Linked DNA regions of Homo sapiens: region 2 is linked to region 1. Evidence: chromatin loops called from intact Hi-C (ENCODE). Cell type or tissue: B cell. All regions are shown on one strand. Each heading gives the region's core, and the rest is flanking DNA. Links, peaks and the distances in the headings are about the cores only. Region 1 overlaps FBXW7 (F-box and WD repeat domain containing 7). Region 2 overlaps FBXW7 (F-box and WD repeat domain containing 7).

Region 1 (9,100 bases), core at 3,995-6,494:
GCGGACGAATTGCTTGAGGCCAGGAATTCGAGACTAGCCTGGCCAACATCGCAAAACCCTGTCTCTACTAAAAATACAAAAATTAGCTGGGTGTGGTGGTGCACGTCTGTAATCCTGGCTACTTGGAGGCTGAGGCACGAGAATTGCTTGAACCTGGGAGGCAGAGGTAGCAGTGAGCCAGTATAGCGCCACCACACTCCAGTCTTGGTGACAGAGTGAGACTCTACCTCAAAAAAAAAAAAAAAATTGCAAAACAGCCTCAAGAAGGCCCTTCAGGAGGTGTTCCAGAAGGCAGCACTGTTGTTGTAGGAGATTACAGTTCCATGTGTGTGATTGCCTCTGAAGACCTTCCAGTGGGACATTATGTGGAGATGGAAGACAGTGATATTGATGATCCTAATCCTGTGTAGGCTTGGGTTATTGTGTATATTTGTGTCTTAAAACAGTTTTGAAAGTTAAAAAAATTTTTTTTAAAACAGGAAAAAGGCTTATAAAATAAGGATATAAGGAAAGAAAATATTTTTATATAGCTTTACTATGTGTTTTAAGCTAAGTGTTATTACAAAACAGGCAAAAAATTAAAACGTTCATAAAGTAAAAACGTTATAGTAAGCTGAGGTTATTACGGAAGAAAGAAAAAATTTTAAAATAAACTTAGTACAGCCTAAGTGCACACTGTTTATAAAGTGTATGGTAGTATACAATAATGTCCTAGGCCTTCATATGCATCCACCCCAACTGACTCATCTAGAGCACCTTCCAGTCCTGCTAGCTTAATTTATGATACAGATGCACCGTTTTACATTTTATATACCTTATTTTTAATATACCTTTTATATATTTAGATGTGTTAATATCATTGTGCTACAGTTGCATACAGTATTCAGTACAGTAACATGCTGTACAGGTTTGTAACCTGGGAGCAATAGTTTATACCATGGAGATTTGTGTAAAAGCACTGTGTAATATTCACACAAAGAAGAAATTGCCTGACACATTTCTCTGAATGTATCTTTGTCATGAGGCGATGCGTGACTGTATAATTTGAGCCACACATGTTATTTTAAAAATTGCAATACCCTTATTAATGTAAAAAGCAGTTGAATTAATTTTAAGATATTTAGCCTGATGGAGCCATGATATTACCATTTCAACATAATTTATAAAAAAAATTGTTATTTTAGATTCTCTTTGTACCAAGTTTTTGAAATCTGGTAGATATTTTATATCTCAATTTCAACACTAACTTTTTACCGGAAGTAATTGATCTTCCTTTAGATTTCATAAAGTTTATGGTTGGAAAAGTAGATTCACATATCTAAATCGTTTCAGACACACTTAAGTATTTCGCTACCTGAATTAAGTACCAAAAAATAATTTTTCTGTAATATTTGCATCTAAATTGGTAAAACTGGTTCATGTTTTTTAGTAGAATGTAGTAGACTTTGAAGCAAAACTGTATCCATTTCAAAATTGAGCTACTGAAGTTAAGCAAATTCATGAACTCTTGTGTCAACTCCGTATTACTGACATTATATTCAAAAGGAGATTGGATGTTAGGCAAATCTATATTAAATAAAGTGTTTTTCAATGATTTTTTTGTAATTTTTGCAGCCACTTTGCAAAACACTGTCAATTAAAATTTATATATGTTGATTTATGTTAGAACAAAGTGTAAAATCTTTTTTATTGGTTTGTGTTATGAAAACTTTAAATTTCAATGTAAATTTATAAGAAAGTTCTTATAAAATTTCTGGCATACCTTCTTCCAGTTTCTTTTTATTTTACTTTTTCTTGTGTTAGCCTGGTCATAAATAAACTCTACCTTTCTTTGGTGCTTCAAGTTAAGCTTGTTCATAGGCATTGAGATGTAAGTGAGGAAACAAAAGAATACTGCCATTTTTGTCTTTTATTACTTAATAGTGAAAAGCATCTCTTTCTAAAATCAGAGTTGACATTAGAGTAGATCTTTGTGAAGTTATTCCACTATACCCAGTGAGCAAAGAACACAGATGTTTTAAATGTATTGTTTTTTATTTTTTTAACATTTCCATGAACTGGCTAGGATTCATATTTTTGGCATGTACATACTGAACAATTCAACTCTTTACATAGGGCTTTTCATAGTCTGTTTCAGAAAGCTGAACACAGATATTTTCAATGTGTATCATACAGTGGAATAAAGGAATAGGAGAAACATCAATTTTTGCTTTTAAAATTCCTAACATAGCTGGAGCTGTCTGTTGTGATAGAAACTAATTGTTTAATACCTAGCTGAAATTCTTTGACAGAGGTAAAGGATTAAAAAATATCTATGCCACTCTTGATTTTTTTTTTTTTTTTACAGCTACATAGTGACAACTTTTTCTTAAGTTTAGAAGTTCTTTCAAATAAATTTCACCTAAAAGATTTAATTGGGGCCGGGCACGGTGGCTCATGCCTGTAATTCCAGCACTTTGGGAGGCCAAGGCAAGTGGATCTCTTGAGGCCAGGAGATCGAGACCAGCCTGGCCAACATGACAAAACCCCATCTCTACTAAAAAATGCAAAAAATTAGCCGGGCGTGGTGGTGTGCATCTGTAATGCCAGCTACTTGGAGGCTGAGGCAGGAGAATCACTTGAACCTGGGAGGTGGAGGTTGCAGTGAGCCGAGATTGCGCCACTGCACTCCAGCCAGGGCAACAGAGCGAGACTGTCTCAAAAAAAAAAATTTAATAAGGTAGTGTCTCTTATATCACATGGCTCATCTAAAGCTAAAGGGAAATAGTAATTTTTCACATTTTGAATCTGTTGATTTTTCGTATTATTAGAAAGGTCTTCCATATGATGGATGGTGTCTTAATTGAATATCTTCCACGTGTTGTAAAGTATCTATTTTAGTATTCCTCATAATTTTCTAACAAAATTTCTATAATTGAAATAATTTCTTTACCATCTCTTTATGTAAATGTGATTTTCTTTCTTTTGGCGCAAGAATTTAAGCCAGTTTATAGCTGACCAGAGTTACAAGCCCAGATTTGTTAAAAAGCTTTTAAACACGTTTGTTGTACATTTACTTCTGACATTGTTTGGCTAATTTTGTTGCTTTTCTTCTGATTGTAGAGCAGAAAGTTCTTATAAAATTCACTGTGTATTTGTTGAAAATGTCTCCTAATATTGTCTACTTTACTTGTAAAACTTTAAAACCCAAGAAATAGCTTTTAATTTTGCTCTGTCACAGCTAATTGTAATTGTCATTCATTAGAAAATTTCTAGCATACCTTCTTCCAGTTTCTTTTTACTTTACTGTTCTGGTGGTAGCATTAGCTTCTGTATCTCTACTTGATTGTGTATTGCTGTAATGCCTTCTTTTTACTTTTAAAAATGTGTCCTCCTCTTGTCCATTCATTTTTAAAGTAAGAAAATTAATTATATTCAAAATATTAAAATTAAAAAAAATAAAAAGTATTGCGATTGAGTTACCAGTTGTGATTTACATAGGCATCACTGCAACTTGTGTTATTTGTGAAAAACGTATTTAAGTAAACGCAGTACGGTGTTAGATTGATGAGTAGAAAAATACTCATTCTAACTGTAAATTAGTTAATTTTTACTGACTAGATCAGTATTTTTATGTGTAATACTAGAAATGACTCACTGTATCCTGAGATGTGGAGTATAATATGCAGTACAGTGGTCACAGTGAAATGTAGTACTGCCAAAAGAATAAAACTTTCTTTAGTAGAAGGACATTTTACACAGCTTCAGCTTTTAAATTTAAATTAAGTACAACTAAATAAAGCTAAAAACTCAATTCCCTGGTAACACTAGCCACATTTCAAGTGCTTAGTAGTCACATGTGGCTAATAGCTAATATATTAGAAATTAAACCTTTTGAGAGTTGGTTATGTATGTGATTAAAGTATTTTGGTTACTTGGGACTAGAGATTACAGTCATTTTTGATCAGGCTGATGTCATAGGAACAGTACCAAGGGGACTTCTGAATCAAGCACCCTAGAAAGAGCTACTTAGAACTACTTGCATTTTCTTTGTGGCATCTCTTATAGGCATGAAAAAATTTCAAACATTTTTCATGGATAAAAGGATTTAATCAGAAAAGCATTTGGATATACATATTTGAAATCATAGCTTGCCTGTATGTTACTAGAGTAGTTGGAGAGTGGAAAAGTATCTATATTCTAAAGACTGTTTCATCATTTGGGTGAAAAACCAAAAAAAGAGAGTAATTTTGTTTAATAGCTCTTTCACAAATAAAAAAAAGAATGTTCATCTGTAGAGACCTATCGAGATCTCATCAGGTTTACAACAAACTTTAGATTAGCAAGCTCAATTTCAGTTGACATGGATTGTGGAAAGATTTTCAGTGGAGCTCAGATATTTAATATCCTGAATTTGGATGAATATACAATTTCTAAAATTAAGTACTTCAACTCCTCTGTGGTTTTAAAACCAGTAGTGGCCATATCTTGACTAGTTATTAAAGCACCAACCTTTTTTTCTTTATTACTTTGCTTTTATCCTTTGAGCAAGTTAGGCAATAAGTTCTCCATGTTTTTGATTTCTACAGAAGTAAATGAATGTTATTGCTGATGTTTATTTCATTCTGTCTTGATCTCATGATATGAGAATATAAGGAGATGTCTGAAAACTTGTTTTAAAAATCCTATGAAGCATAAGTTCATGAATAAAGAAGGAAGTGGAACTTGTCTTGAGAGAATTTGCCTATTTAGATGGTTTCCAAAGTGCATTCTGCTAGTCACTAGAGATGGTCCTTGAAAGAGTTCTGTAATTAAGTTTGAAGAAACACTGTGTACCATAATAATGGCCTATTGAATATTTTACCATGCACATTAATATATCAAAGGCTTTGAGATATCTTACAAGAAAGAAACTTGCTAAAGCTTGTCTTCCTGCATGTCTTAAGCTTCTTCCACAGTGACTTTAAGTCGGACTTGTCTATCCTGTGAGAAATGCTGCCCTCTAGAGGCACAAATTCAATTGCTCTTAAATTTGAGTACCATAATGCTGCCTGATCTTAGTGTGAAGTTGTGATAATTAATATTAATCAAATGCATGGTAACAAAACCAAATAGAAGAAATCTTATGTTGCTTAATTTTAAGAAAATATGAGGAAACAGAATTGCAATTTATAAATACCCACTTTTTAAATTGTACATGTGATATTTTTGGCTGCTAATAATCTTTTGAATACATTTCTGTATATGGGGAATTGCGGACACATAGTACTTCAAGTCTCCAAACTCTGAGTCTCTCCTGCTAGCAGAAGCCATCCTTCCCTGTGTTAACAACCTTGCTTAAGACAGTTACCATCCATGGGGAAGCTAGTTTCCTCATACCCCTTCCCACGATACTCATGTTTCCATACCTGTAACTGGAGTCAGACTATATCATGCTGCACCTTTGCAGTCACAATGGGAAGAAAAGGATTATATGTAATTTTTTTAAAGTTTTTTTTTTTTTTTTTTTTTTTTGCTGACAAAGCAGCAAAACCTTCAGGAATATGTACAGAAATGGGTGATGATGATGATGTGAGAGAGAAAGAAACATGCTTTTGCATTTGGCTGAATGTATTGGTATGGTGCAGTTATCAGAGATTCTGAATTCATTGTTCTCGTTCAAGTAGCCAGGAGTGGTTCTAATTGTTTGCTCCTTTGGTCTCAGCATTGACTTATACTAAATGAAGTTGAATGCCTAAAAACTCATAGCATAATATAGAGGAAGAAGTCAAAAGATTAAAGGAAATAGAACTGATGGAGTGGATTTATCACTGTGACCATTCACTTACCTCCCCTATTCCCTCTCCAGTATTCTCTACTAAGAGGTCTGGAAGACACTTCATTCACCAACCTAATGAGAAATACTTTGAGGGCAGTGCCAGCATATATGAAAAGTAATTCAATTGCTTTTGTCTGTAGGCTGGAGGAGATACTTTCATTGAAATTGTCTTTTTTACTTCAGGGGGTGTGGCCAGATTCTAGGTAAGGTCCAGGCATCATTTTCATAAGGTAGCTTGACAGGCATGATGATCAGAGATGCACTGACTTGAATTCTTTTTGGCTGTGACTAAATGATCATGGATCCCTACGTCTAAAATAGAGAGGAAGCCTATTAAGATCCTACTTTATCTGTATGAGCAAAAAATTTTAGGTCTCATAGGAGAAGGCCTTACTTGAACTACCATAAGAGTGAGTTGGCCAGCCTGGGCAACATGGTGAAACCCTGTCTCTACAAAAAACACAAAAGTTAACTTTTGTGTTTTGGGCATGGCTGCGTGAGCCTGTGGTCCTGGCTGCTCAGGAGGCTGCCCCCTTTTTGCAGTTTACTTCATGGGTTATATGAGAAAACAGGAAGGAGGGGGATATCACCGAGAGATTCTGATATTGGAGCTGTGTGCAATAACTGATAAGTCTCTGGTTCTTACCTCCATATGAGGAACAGAGAGAGTCTTGTTTGTACAAGGCTTAGTTATAATCTGTCAGGTTTGAGGATCTTGATTGGAAGCATAGACTTGATCTGTATTTGTGGTTTCTCATTTCAAATAGCCTCTCAATGTTGGATAAATTTGCATGTTCATGTTTTATAGAGTCAGAACTCAATTTCCTAGTATTCCTTGCAGCTAGGGCACAAGCATATGACCTAGGCTTTATTGATCAGATGCATCTGTGTAAGACATGAATTCAGGGTCAGAGAAATGCAGGGTAACAGCTCTTGCCTGGAATTGCTTTCTAATGTGCATGTTGAGTGACAAGATATTGAGCTGTTTAGAGGTAGCAGTGACAGAGATACTAGTGAGCCTTGTTGTCCTAGGCTCAGCTTTCATGGTACTAGGGCTGAAGGATGGGAACAATTTGGTGGGGAGACTTAGGTATTTTTCCTGGCATCATATCTCCAAGTGGATTCTTCAGTTCTCTGATAATTCTTGGAATCCCCTAATATATTAATAAATTTATTTTCTCTTGAAACCACCTCAAATAGATTCTGTTTATAGCTTAGAGCCCTGATTGATCGTCTAACTTTAAAGATTTTATTTATCGTCAAAATATTTTATTTTTCTAATTGAGATCTAAAAATTGTCAAGCACTTATACTCTATTTTTTCCCTTCCTAGAGCTCTGCAATCCTTTGCTGTCATTTTTTCTTACCAGGAATGCCAATTTTTGTACCTTTTGAATTGCTTTTTCTTCTTTGCTACTTGGCTTGAGCTCCACTATTGTTATGAAACCTTTCTTATACCATCCCAGCAGCCTGATGGATTTTTTTCTTCCTCTGAATTCCAGTAGCACTTGTTTAGACATTAAGTGCAAGGTGTTTTTTTGTTTTGTTTTGTTTTTCTGTATGCATCTTAGCTTCCGCACTAAATGATAAGCTCCCTGAAAACTAGTACTATGCCTCTTTATATCGCTTGCATTGTCCAACAGAATGTCTTGCACCTATTAGATTCAAGGTTCAGCACAGTCACCCTCATAATATATAGTGATGAGAGTTGCTGAGAATCACAGTGATGCCAGGCTGAATGAGCTGAGATAATAAACTAGTTAGATGCATAGTCTGGCCATGAGGCCCAATTTCCATCTTCCTCAAGGAGTCTGAGACTTGCCTCTCAGTAGTTTTCGTTAGTAGGTGATCATATCTTCTGAATTACTGTCTTCTTAATGTTTTATGAGTTTTTTTTTGCCTTGACAAAAGCCTTCTATTTCTCTCATGCTTCCTAGTTCCTTCCATTGTGCCCTCTGCAATTTCTTTTCACTAAGCTTACTATTTGCAGTCTCTTAAAATTTGTGTAAATTATGAAATCAAAGATACAAAGAAAGGACAGAAAGTAGTATAACAAACACCTGTGTATCTAACCTCAGGGTCAAGCAGATATTAACCTTTTGCCTCGTTTGATTTCCTTTTAAAGTTCTTCCCTCCCCATACTTTTCTCCCTTCTTTGGAGGTACTCATTATCCTAAAGTCCTTACGATTATTTCCCTGCTGTTTTTGTACACATAAAACATTTACACAAAAGATGACCTGTGTTTTTTTCTAGATGTGTTCATATTGACATGTGTAGATTTAGTTCATTCATTGTAACTACTGTTTAGTTTTCCAGGTTGAATAATGCTAAGTTTTATAGAGATAATGCAGTTCTACCTTTTGGCAAATAATATTGTAATGCTCGTACATAGGTACTTACTGTAATTTTATCTAGGATAGATACCTGAAAGTAGAATTGCTGAATCACAGGGTTCAGGTGCCACTTTATCAAGTATTGCCGAGTCCAGTCCAAAGTGGAGCTACCATTTTATACCCATTAACATGTTTCCACACTTTTTTTTATCAACATTTAATTTTATCTAGCTATGATTTTTTTGCCTATTTGAAAGATGAGAAATGGAGTTTGATGATTTTCATTTTCATTACTTTGATTTATAGTAAAGTTGAATGTCTTTGCATAGTTTTTGATCATTCTAGTTTCCTATTCTGTGAATCTTTTATGTTCTTTGCTGATTTTTTTCCTATTGGGTATTGAACCTTAAATTGATTTGTGGTGATTCTTTTTATAATCTGGATATTAATGGTTTTGGTAATATGCATTGCAAGTATCTCATAGTGTGTGTGTGTGTGTGTGTGTGTGTGTGTGTGGTTTTTTTTTTTTTTTTTTTTTGAGATGGAGTCTCACTCTGTCTCCCAGGCTGGAGTGCAGTGGTGCGATCTTGGCTCACACAAATTCTGCCTCCCGGGTTCAAGTGATTCTCCTGTCTCAGCCTCCTGAGTAGCTGGGATTATAGGTGCCCGCCACCACACCTGGCTAATTTTTGTATTTTTAGTAGAGATGGGATTTCACTGTGTTGTCCAGGCTGGTCTCCAACTCCTGACCTCGGGTGATCTGCCCGCCTTGGCCTCCCAGAGTGTTGGGATGACAGGCGTGAGCCATTGTGCCCGGCCTTCGTGTCGGTTTTTAACATTGTTTAAAAGTTTCAGATTTACTACATGAGTTCATTTGTAGAATCTCTCTTCTGTATCATAGCTTCTTTGGTCTGCTTTCATGTCTTTACAATATTGTGTTAATTTTAATAGTTTTGATATAAATCTTGTT
Region 2 (9,100 bases), core at 3,835-6,334, 92 kb after region 1:
TTAAAGATATATTTAGGCAGAAACACGCATAAAAAAGGTTATGCATTGATCAGTTGGCAACAGTGTTGTGACCAGAGGCTTGTGAGAACTGTATTTCCCCTAGGAGCAATGGCTCAGTATTTGTTAATTCAGTGGTTGCAGCAATTTTATAGAACACAATTACTGTGAATGGGAATCAACTGTATTTGATTAACGGTGGTGATTTATAGGGACTTTAGATACCAGAAATGTTTCATAATTCCCTTTCTCTGAAATCACTGTTTTAATATGTTTAAATGCATGCATGCAGAGTTGTGATGTTAAACATAATTTTACTGTGGGTTCTGGTCAAAAAAGATGAAATGTCATTGGTTAACTTGAAAGAGACATTATTCTAAACATTATCCTCCAGAAAATTGACATGTACAGGAAGCATATTGAATGCTCAGCAAATAATTTGTTTTAGAGTAATAATCTTTGAGTATTGTAGTGATTCGAGTTTTGGAAAAGAAGGCAGTATCAGTGTTAGAGAATAATATTCTTTCAGGATTTTATGTAGTTACTTTAAGGTGCATGAAAGGAGACTCAGTTGGGTGTTAAATTCTTGTCCCTGCTTTACTTGAAACTAGTAATCTTGAGAAATTTACTAAATCATTTTGAGCCTTGATTACCTTGCCTGCAAAGTGAGGAACATTTTCAATTTAAAATTCTATTTCTTTTATTAGTATTCTTCCTGACCTTGAATCATTTCTATTCCCATCATGTCCAGTTGCCAAGAAAACCATGCAACTTAATGTTGTTTGTTAGCCATCAGATTTTATTTTACTGAACTCAAGTTCAGTCACATCAGTTACCGATAAAATAATAAGTTCTATATTAATATTTGATATATCTTGACATTTTGTATTATGGTAGGAAGAAATAAAAGACCTTCCTCAAATTTTAGGATATGGGCTTCTGTTTGTTGATGTTTGTGTTTTATGATACACTGTTGTAAATCATACTAAAGGTTTTCTCTGAAAAAGACTAGAATTGACAATACTTCATTTGTTAGCAGTTTCAAGTTTTAGATCACGGGTGCATAATTTCTTGTGTGTGCACAACATGTTGGCATTTTATCTGACTTCAAAGATGTCCATATAGATACCAGCAAAGGATAAAATGTAAGAATGAATATCATGAAAAGATGCTGTATCAGATAAAATTCTAGAGCCTAGGTTAAAAAACATAAAGGCAAACATGCTTGATATATAAAAATTGAGAAATATGATAAAAAGAAGTAAGTTTAAAGCATCAGTAATACCACTGCCTAAGATGCAGTTTATTTTGAAATGTTGTCTTCTAGTCTTCATACAGTTTAAAAATCATACTATAATCACAATTTCCAGCATTTTCCCCTTAGCATAATATATTATAACATCCATGTTTTTAAAAATATTTTATGAACGTCATGTTTAGGGATTACACCATATATATCCCATCTCATAGATTCCTTTATATTGAACATTTGGATTTTTATTTACATTTTTATTTACATTTATTTTTATCTTTATTTTTTGCTTTCGTGGATAAACTGCAGTGAGCATCCTCTGTATAAATTTTTTTTTTCTGTTTTAGGATTACTTCCTTAGGATAGATTGCCAGAAGTGGAGTTACTGGGTCAGAGGGTATGAACTTATGAACTTTTTTTTTAAATAAATTTTTTGTTCATTTTCTGTCCAGTCATTTGTAAAAAAATTAAAATAATAATGATTATAATTGTTACCTGCTAGAAAACTGTGTCTGAAGGCAAGATTCTGTGATCAGAAAAGTTTGGGAAATACCCAGGGTAAAAAGCCTTTTAATCTGATTTACCTCAGCATTTCCCAAATTAACTGAACACTGAAAATTTTTTTTGATACACTTCTTAAAATTTTGTGGAAGTTTTATATAGGATATAGTCTATGAACTACTGATGTAAAATTAAAATTGTTTTATTTGCTTGAAATATTATGTTTTATTGGTCAAAGGAATTAAACTATAAATCTTCATGCTAAAAATTATTAAAAGGGATTAGTGTTGTTTACTATGGTTTTTGTGCATGTCTTTATAAAGTCTTATAACTTTTAAAATTGAAATGTTCTATATTGTTTACTAAAGAACATTTTAATGCCTTGGTGGCATCAATACTTTTTTGCAATCATTAATGATATTTAGAAAGTAGACATATAACATGAAAGTAGAACATAATATAGATTGTACAAATCTTGTTTTTTACCCTATTTTCCCCTGCAGAATGTGAAAACCTTTGCATCTTCTGATAGTCTAGCCAAGGTCCAAGAAGTAGCAAGCTGGCTTTTGGAAATGAATCAGGAACTGCTCTCTGTGGGCAGCAAAAGACGACGAACTGGAGGCTCTCTGAGAGGTAACCCTTCCTCAAGCCAGGTAGATGAAGAACAGATGAATCGTGTGGTAGAGGAGGAACAGCAACAGCAACTCAGACAACAAGAGGAGGAGCACACTGCAAGGAATGGTGAAGTTGTTGGAGTAGAACCTAGACCTGGAGGCCAAAATGATTCCCAGCAAGGACAGTTGGAAGAAAACAATAATAGATTTATTTCGGTAGATGAGGACTCCTCAGGAAACCAAGAAGAACAAGAGGAAGATGAAGAACATGCTGGTGAACAAGATGAGGAGGATGAGGAGGAGGAGGAGATGGACCAGGAGAGTGACGATTTTGATCAGTCTGATGATAGTAGCAGAGAAGATGAACATACACATACTAACAGTGTCACGAACTCCAGTAGTATTGTGGACCTGCCCGTTCACCAACTCTCCTCCCCATTCTATACAAAAACAACAAAAGTGAGTATATTCAATATATTGTTAACCTGAGAAACTTTACATATCTATTTTAATTGTAATGAAACTTTCCTCACAGTCTTTGTATTACTAAAAATTAATCTTAAGATGTGTAATAATAAAATGAACTAGTTTTTTGTCTTACAGAAGGTAATGGAAAGTATTACAAGTAGAAATACTGATAATGGGACAATCTGAGTACAAATGGAGGGAAAGTAATTGAGCCTATTACTATGAAAAATTATTAACATCAAATTTTCGTCTAAACCTTGCGTCCCGGGCAGGGATTAGTAGCTTGTGTGGGGTGTAGAGGTTTCGGGTGAAACATGATTTGTGTAAATCAAGTAATGAAGAAACTTTTTATTTACAAAATGCAGCTGCTAGAGTGGGCTATTCACAAGTGTCACTCTAAGGCATAAATTACTCAGAAGTTGCCTCAAATTAGTTCTAGTTATTTATCATTTGAGAATTAGAAATAATGAATATTCATGTAGAGTAGACTTACAAGTTAAACTATGTTTTGGAAAGGAACATTTTAACTTGAATATACTTGTTTTATAGACATTAACATAATGTCTGTGGTAGTTCATCCTCTTACTCCTACTTGCTTATTTCTTACATTTTACAGTGATTTTAGGCCATAAACAATATACAAACTGATTTAACATCGTATCGTTTAACCTAACTTGACTTGGAATGAAGTATCTTACACACTTGGATTAATAATAATTGAAATGCTAAATCATGTTTTACATCTGCTTGTAAAACCTTACTTTCTAAAATGTGTTTGGCCCTAATTTACCTAGCCTATCTGCAAGTCAGATTTTATTTAGCTGGCATGATCTAAGAAGGACGTGACATCAAGTAGTGATTTTTCATCCATTGTACCATCCCTGTCTCAAGATGTTGAAGCAGTAGCTTTGGATCTCAGCCAGATGGCTCTACCACTAACAACTATAGCACCACTTTGTTAAGGCTCAGACCTTTTATAGTGTCATTCCTCCCTTTTGCCCCCCTAGTCTTGATCATCTTCTTCAAGGTTGCTATATCAAAAGGGAGTTTTAACATCTCTTTTTTTCCTGAGGGTTCAGTTAGAGGAATAGGGGTTTAATACTTAAGGTCCAATTGCACTAACTTATTTCAGAAAGAGGTTCAATCAAAACTAAGCCTTGCGGAACAATGCAGAGTTATTGCTGATTTCTGCTACACTTTAAATTAAAAGCAAAAAAAGCTAGTTAGACAAAACATTATCTTTTTCCAAAAGGAAAAGTCATCCTTATATTCTGTAGGAAACCTTCCAGTTCACAAGTTTGACAGGTGCTTTATCTTTTCTTTACCTTCAAGATGTAAAATTTTGTGTATGATGATTACCTTTTTAAAAACGAAGTATACTGAATTTGTTAGTTTTTTTCTAGTGATTCTGAATCATGAATAACAATTATTGTCCTGTACATATAACAAGAATGGACTGGGCTCTAACCATAGAAGGAATACATGTGTGTATGCATTTATGTATATACACATGTACAGTATAGATGTGTGTATGCATTTATGTATATACACATGTACAGTATAGATGTGTGTATGCATTTATTATATAAGTGTGTATGTATAGTTTTTGATATATTGTTGATCATGAGATGATCTGCCTTCGTAAGTATGGCATGAAGAATACAAAGCTATTTGATTGCCAGGACAGTGATACCCTTCTACAAGTAAGATTTCAGTCTGAAATTTTTCTAAATGTTTTCCTTTTTGTCCATTCCTGAAACCCTTCTGCCAGAGTATTCCCAGAGCACTTTCAACAGCATTAAAAAAAGTCACTGAGTACTGCTTCACCTAAAAAGAAAATGTCAGTATTCTCCGTGTATACATGTTTTAATACAATAAATAGAAGCTCTCACTAGTTGAAGTACTTTATTTTGGAAGAGCTTTAAATTCTTGATCATTATAAAGTTAAGACACTTCTACAGATGTTACCCTAGACCATAGTTTCATTCAAGTCTTCTTTGACTTTTGAGAGTAGAGGCATAAGAAATGAAATCCCATTTTAAATGTTAACATAGGATTAGCTTTCTACAAATTTTACTCAGGATACCTTTCAAGTTTTATTTTTTGGCATTCTCATAAACAAACCCTGTGGACAGCTAGACTGAATTTTACCCATCATCCCTAAATATGCTGCATAAGCAAATATATTAATGAGAAAAAAAGATTTTTAATTCTTCCTTGCATTGCTTTATTCTTTGAAAGCATTCTGAAAACTGTCAACACTCTGAGGACAGTTTTTCCCCCCTTGTCACTAAAGGTTTGTTCTTTTGGGAGCCTTATGGCAAGCAATATATGTTAAAAATTCCATGTTGTCTTAATGTTAAAAGTCAAGGGAAGTGGTAGTCAAGAATTGCTATTTATTAAGCTCACACTGTTTGAAAGATCCTACTACAGATACATAAACAAAAGTTACAGAGAGGCCGAATGATCCACCCCAGATTACACTACGTGATGAGAGATTTTAATCCTGATTTGCCTAATAGCAAAAAACCCCTTTCTCTTTCCACATGCTATGCTGCCCCCTATGGTTGAATTTGACAAACATCACTGAACAAGATTTCCAACATAGTCAGAGACTCTGCCATGTGATGATTTTCTGATACTATGTCCCATTTGAAGTGATAAGAGCTACCCTATAGAAAGGACAGAGGGCTCAGTTAACTACTTTTCTTTGTGGCACTTAACAAAACATTATTGAAGATTTTACAGCTCAAGGCTAAAGTAATCAGGAACAAATGACGCTGTTAAAAAATTTTATAGAGGTCATACTCTCTTGAATCCATAAAACATGCTTTTAAAGCAGAGGTTGTGTGCTGGCTATTCCTCTAAATCTTGCTTCTCCAGATACAAATGTCTGTCTCTTCAGTTTTAACTCTCATTCTCAACATCCTTATCATATTTTTTTAAAAAAAGTTGTTTTCTGAAGATATGCCCAGCTCATATTGAAGAATCTTTGACATATTTTATGCAGAATATCAACTAATTTTCTACTAACATGAAAAACAAATGAGATGATTATTAGGCCAGATCTGGTATCCTGATCTTTTGATGAAGAGAAGTGTGTTTGAGCATTAATTTCTGATGCTTCCATATCTATCTTAGTGGCTTCCACCTGTTCTCTTCTCACATAACTTCCTTACCTCAAATTAGTCTATTTTTTTCCCATCTTGATTGTTAGATTCTTCCTAGTAATTAAATCGTTTTTATCCATTTGCCTCAAATAAGAAATAAATGTTTATCAAAAAATAAATATATATAAAAGATAGCCAGGTGTGGTGGCTCACACCTGTGATCCCAGCACTTTGAGAGGCTGAGGTGGGCAGATTGCTTGAGACCAGCCTGGGCAACATGGCAAAACCCTGTCTCTACAAAAAATACAAAAATTAGCTGAGTGTGATGGCATGCGCCTGTGGTTCCAGCTACTTTGGGGGCTGAGGTTGGAGGATCATTTGGGCCCAGGAGGTTGAGGCTGCAGTGATCTGGGCCACAGAGCAAGACCCTGTTTCAGAATAAATAAATAGAGGGTGGGGGGAGGTGTGGAGAAGCATCTAGTGTATTGGAGTTTAGAGGCGTAAGACCCTTTCTTGTCTATAAATTCTGAACAATAGAGGAATCAGGTAATAGGATCATTAACCAATCAGGGTATCTGGTCCGCCATTCTCCAACCACCTCCTAGGACCAGAGCTGCTGAGCAGCTTTGTAGGATAATGTGGCTAACATTGGAAATATAACAGGGCTCTAAGTTACACTCTGTTGTAGAGTTCTAGAGAATGATAGCTTCTTCAGAAAGTCCCTGGCCTAGTCTACCTGCAAGACAAGCAACTTAAGTTCAAAGTCTGTTTGGTATATACATGTCCAGAGAGCAAAAAATGCTATTTAAGGCAGTCATCTTGAATAACATCCACTAGTAAACATGGCCCAATGAATAGCCATGTCCCCTACCTTTGTGAAGGAGGAAAAATGAAACATTGACTCAGCCTAATTTAGCCCAATTTTAAACATGTGGGGAGGATAATGGAAATGGGAGAAATGGGGACAATGGGTGAGATGGGTTTTCCCCTAACATATTAGAGTGATAAGAACTTTTCACATCTGAGTTTGAATTCTGATTATACCACTTACTGTATAACCATGAGTATATAATCTCAGTGAACCTATTACTTTATCTGTAAAATAAAGACTCATGCCTACCTCTCAAGGTTTTTGTAAGGATTAAGTGAAATAATTTATGTAAAACAAGTAGCATAGTGCCTGGGACACTCAGATATTTTGCAGATATCGGCCTTGTGACCTCATTTTTTCCGTCTCCTGTGCCTTACCCCAAATCCCACAAAATAAACTTCATTCCCCGCAGCGGTTGTCAATCTCTATATATATGTTTTACAACCTTCAGCATTCAGTCATCATATCACCCTCTAGTGTAAAAAGTAGAGAAATAAATTCTTTTAAAAAGGTACATAGGAGGATTAGAAGAGTACTGTAATAAGCTAGGCCCATCTTCAATAAAAATAGACATAAATTTTGAAGTCGATGCTACCCACAGATCTCCCTAGTTGATAAAATATGTACCCTTTCCTTTCATTAGAATTTAAGTCAATTTCTCTAGACTTTCTTCTAATCTTTAACTAAAGCTTCTGTATATTTAAATGCTTTAATGAATCTTCCATATGGATGCCAAAATGAATTTTAGCTCATGGTTAATTTCTAATTAATGCCTGTTAATATAGTTTTAAATGTATTTGTTAATATTATTTTAAACAATAATAGCTCTAAATGTTGGTGATAAACTGTATCTCATTCACTGCAGGTAATGACAGTTACTATTATTAATTATTTAAGAGACGGGGCCTTGCTGTGTTTCCCAGGCTGTCCTTGAACCCCTGGGCATAAGAGATCCTCCTGTGTAGCTGGGACTACAGGCGTGGACCACCGTGCCCAGCTCAAAAAGTATTTTAATTATGAGGTTTCATTGTAGACTAAAGAATAATCTTCACACCAAATGGACCATTTTAAAATTGTTTTATAGCATTCCATTGATTAGTTCTTTATACAGATGATAAACTTCACTGAAGTATACACAAATATCACAAATAGTTATCTTCAAAATGCTTCCAAAGAAAATTGTTTCATATGTGTATTATAATGATCTGATCCATTTTTAATGTTGTTTTTGTTGGTGGTAGGGAAGACAGTATGAAGAAAAAGGACATAGGAATAGATCATGATGAATATTGTTTTCACTTTGGTAGTTAACTCCAAAATTATTTCTCAAGCTCCGATCATTCACCTTAGCCATAGTTTTGCATTTCTAGCTGTCTGTTGGGCATCATCATCTGAGTGGTCCACTGAAAACTAAAAGTACTGTTTCTTTCTCCAAACCAAGTTTTTATTTGCCTCCCCAGGTTATCTTTTCCCTCTCAATAGGTCCCATCTTCTGGTCAGTGGATAGAAAAGTGGCTTGACTTTTTCTTATCATCTGAGTCTGGGCCTGCTGAATAATTTAACAGACTTGATCACTTAGTCTCTCTTTTTCTTACCCGCCAGGCAATTGTAAGATAAAAATTGGAGGGTCAGTGTTTAAAAACGTTAAGAGCATTTTTGCTTGGGCTTCTGTTTGCATCAGGCTATAACGCCACGTCCTTGACAATGAGTTGGCAGTATGAATAATTGGATGAGTTTTTTAAAATGAATTTTTAGCTCTGTATAGATAATAACCTCAATACAGATATCTGGTGCCCCATTTCCCACTGATAAAGCCAAACCTAAATGAGAATGTTTGAAGTCTTCCAATATCTTACCATAGTTTTTACCTGGTTTCATCTCCTCTCCTCTCTACTTGTTTTGAATCATACTCCTTCCCACCAGCCATATCCTTCAAATCGAAGTCCAAATCCCCTATCTTAATACCTTCCTAGATTTAGAAAATCGAATTCCTTTCAACCTGTTCTTGCTTCTCTTCATGGTGCAGTTCATTTGGTATTACCTGGTGACATTTTTGGTAAGCTTTGTCTTAAGTTGACATATAATTCTTCACTTTTTTGAGCAGTAGAAATTTGGTAAATTTGTTTTCAGTCCTAATTCAGTTTGAGAATTGAAGACTGGCAAACTGTAATGTGAACAGTTGTCATTTCACCTCTTTTTTTTTTTTTTTTTTTTTTTAAGACAAGGTCTTGCTTTGTTGCCCAGGCTGGATGGAGTGCAGTGGCATAATCATGGCTCACTGCAGCCT

Evidence for each region. A loop is a pair of places that touch in the nucleus more often than their neighbours do. Peaks named below come from ENCODE experiments on the same cell type or tissue, not always from the same donor. Only the 100,000 strongest peaks of a DNase experiment are listed, where the experiment ranks them.
Region 2: it touches region 1 in a loop (12-fold over the local background); 6 of 110 quality-filtered maps call a loop at or near these places.

Annotation. Positions count from the first base shown.
Region 1 is chr4:152,496,890-152,505,989 of GRCh38, reverse strand. All of the region lies in intron 2 of FBXW7 (F-box and WD repeat domain containing 7), which reads left to right. Among named protein-coding and RNA genes, the nearest start is that of MIR3140, 12 kb to the right of the region's middle. In B cell, for the core only: CTCF peaks have their summits at 4,774 and 4,973 (motif pointing left); a DNase peak (open chromatin) is centred at 4,949; H3K27ac peaks cover 616 bases.
Region 2 is chr4:152,405,026-152,414,125 of GRCh38, reverse strand. It overlaps FBXW7 (F-box and WD repeat domain containing 7), which reads left to right. Exons shown (of 14, transcript NM_001349798.2): 3 at 1,597-1,646; 4 at 2,254-2,823. The coding sequence starts at 2,323. Among named protein-coding and RNA genes, the nearest start is that of FBXW7-AS1, 72 kb to the right of the region's middle. In B cell, for the core only: CTCF peaks have their summits at 5,188 and 5,391; a DNase peak (open chromatin) is centred at 5,385.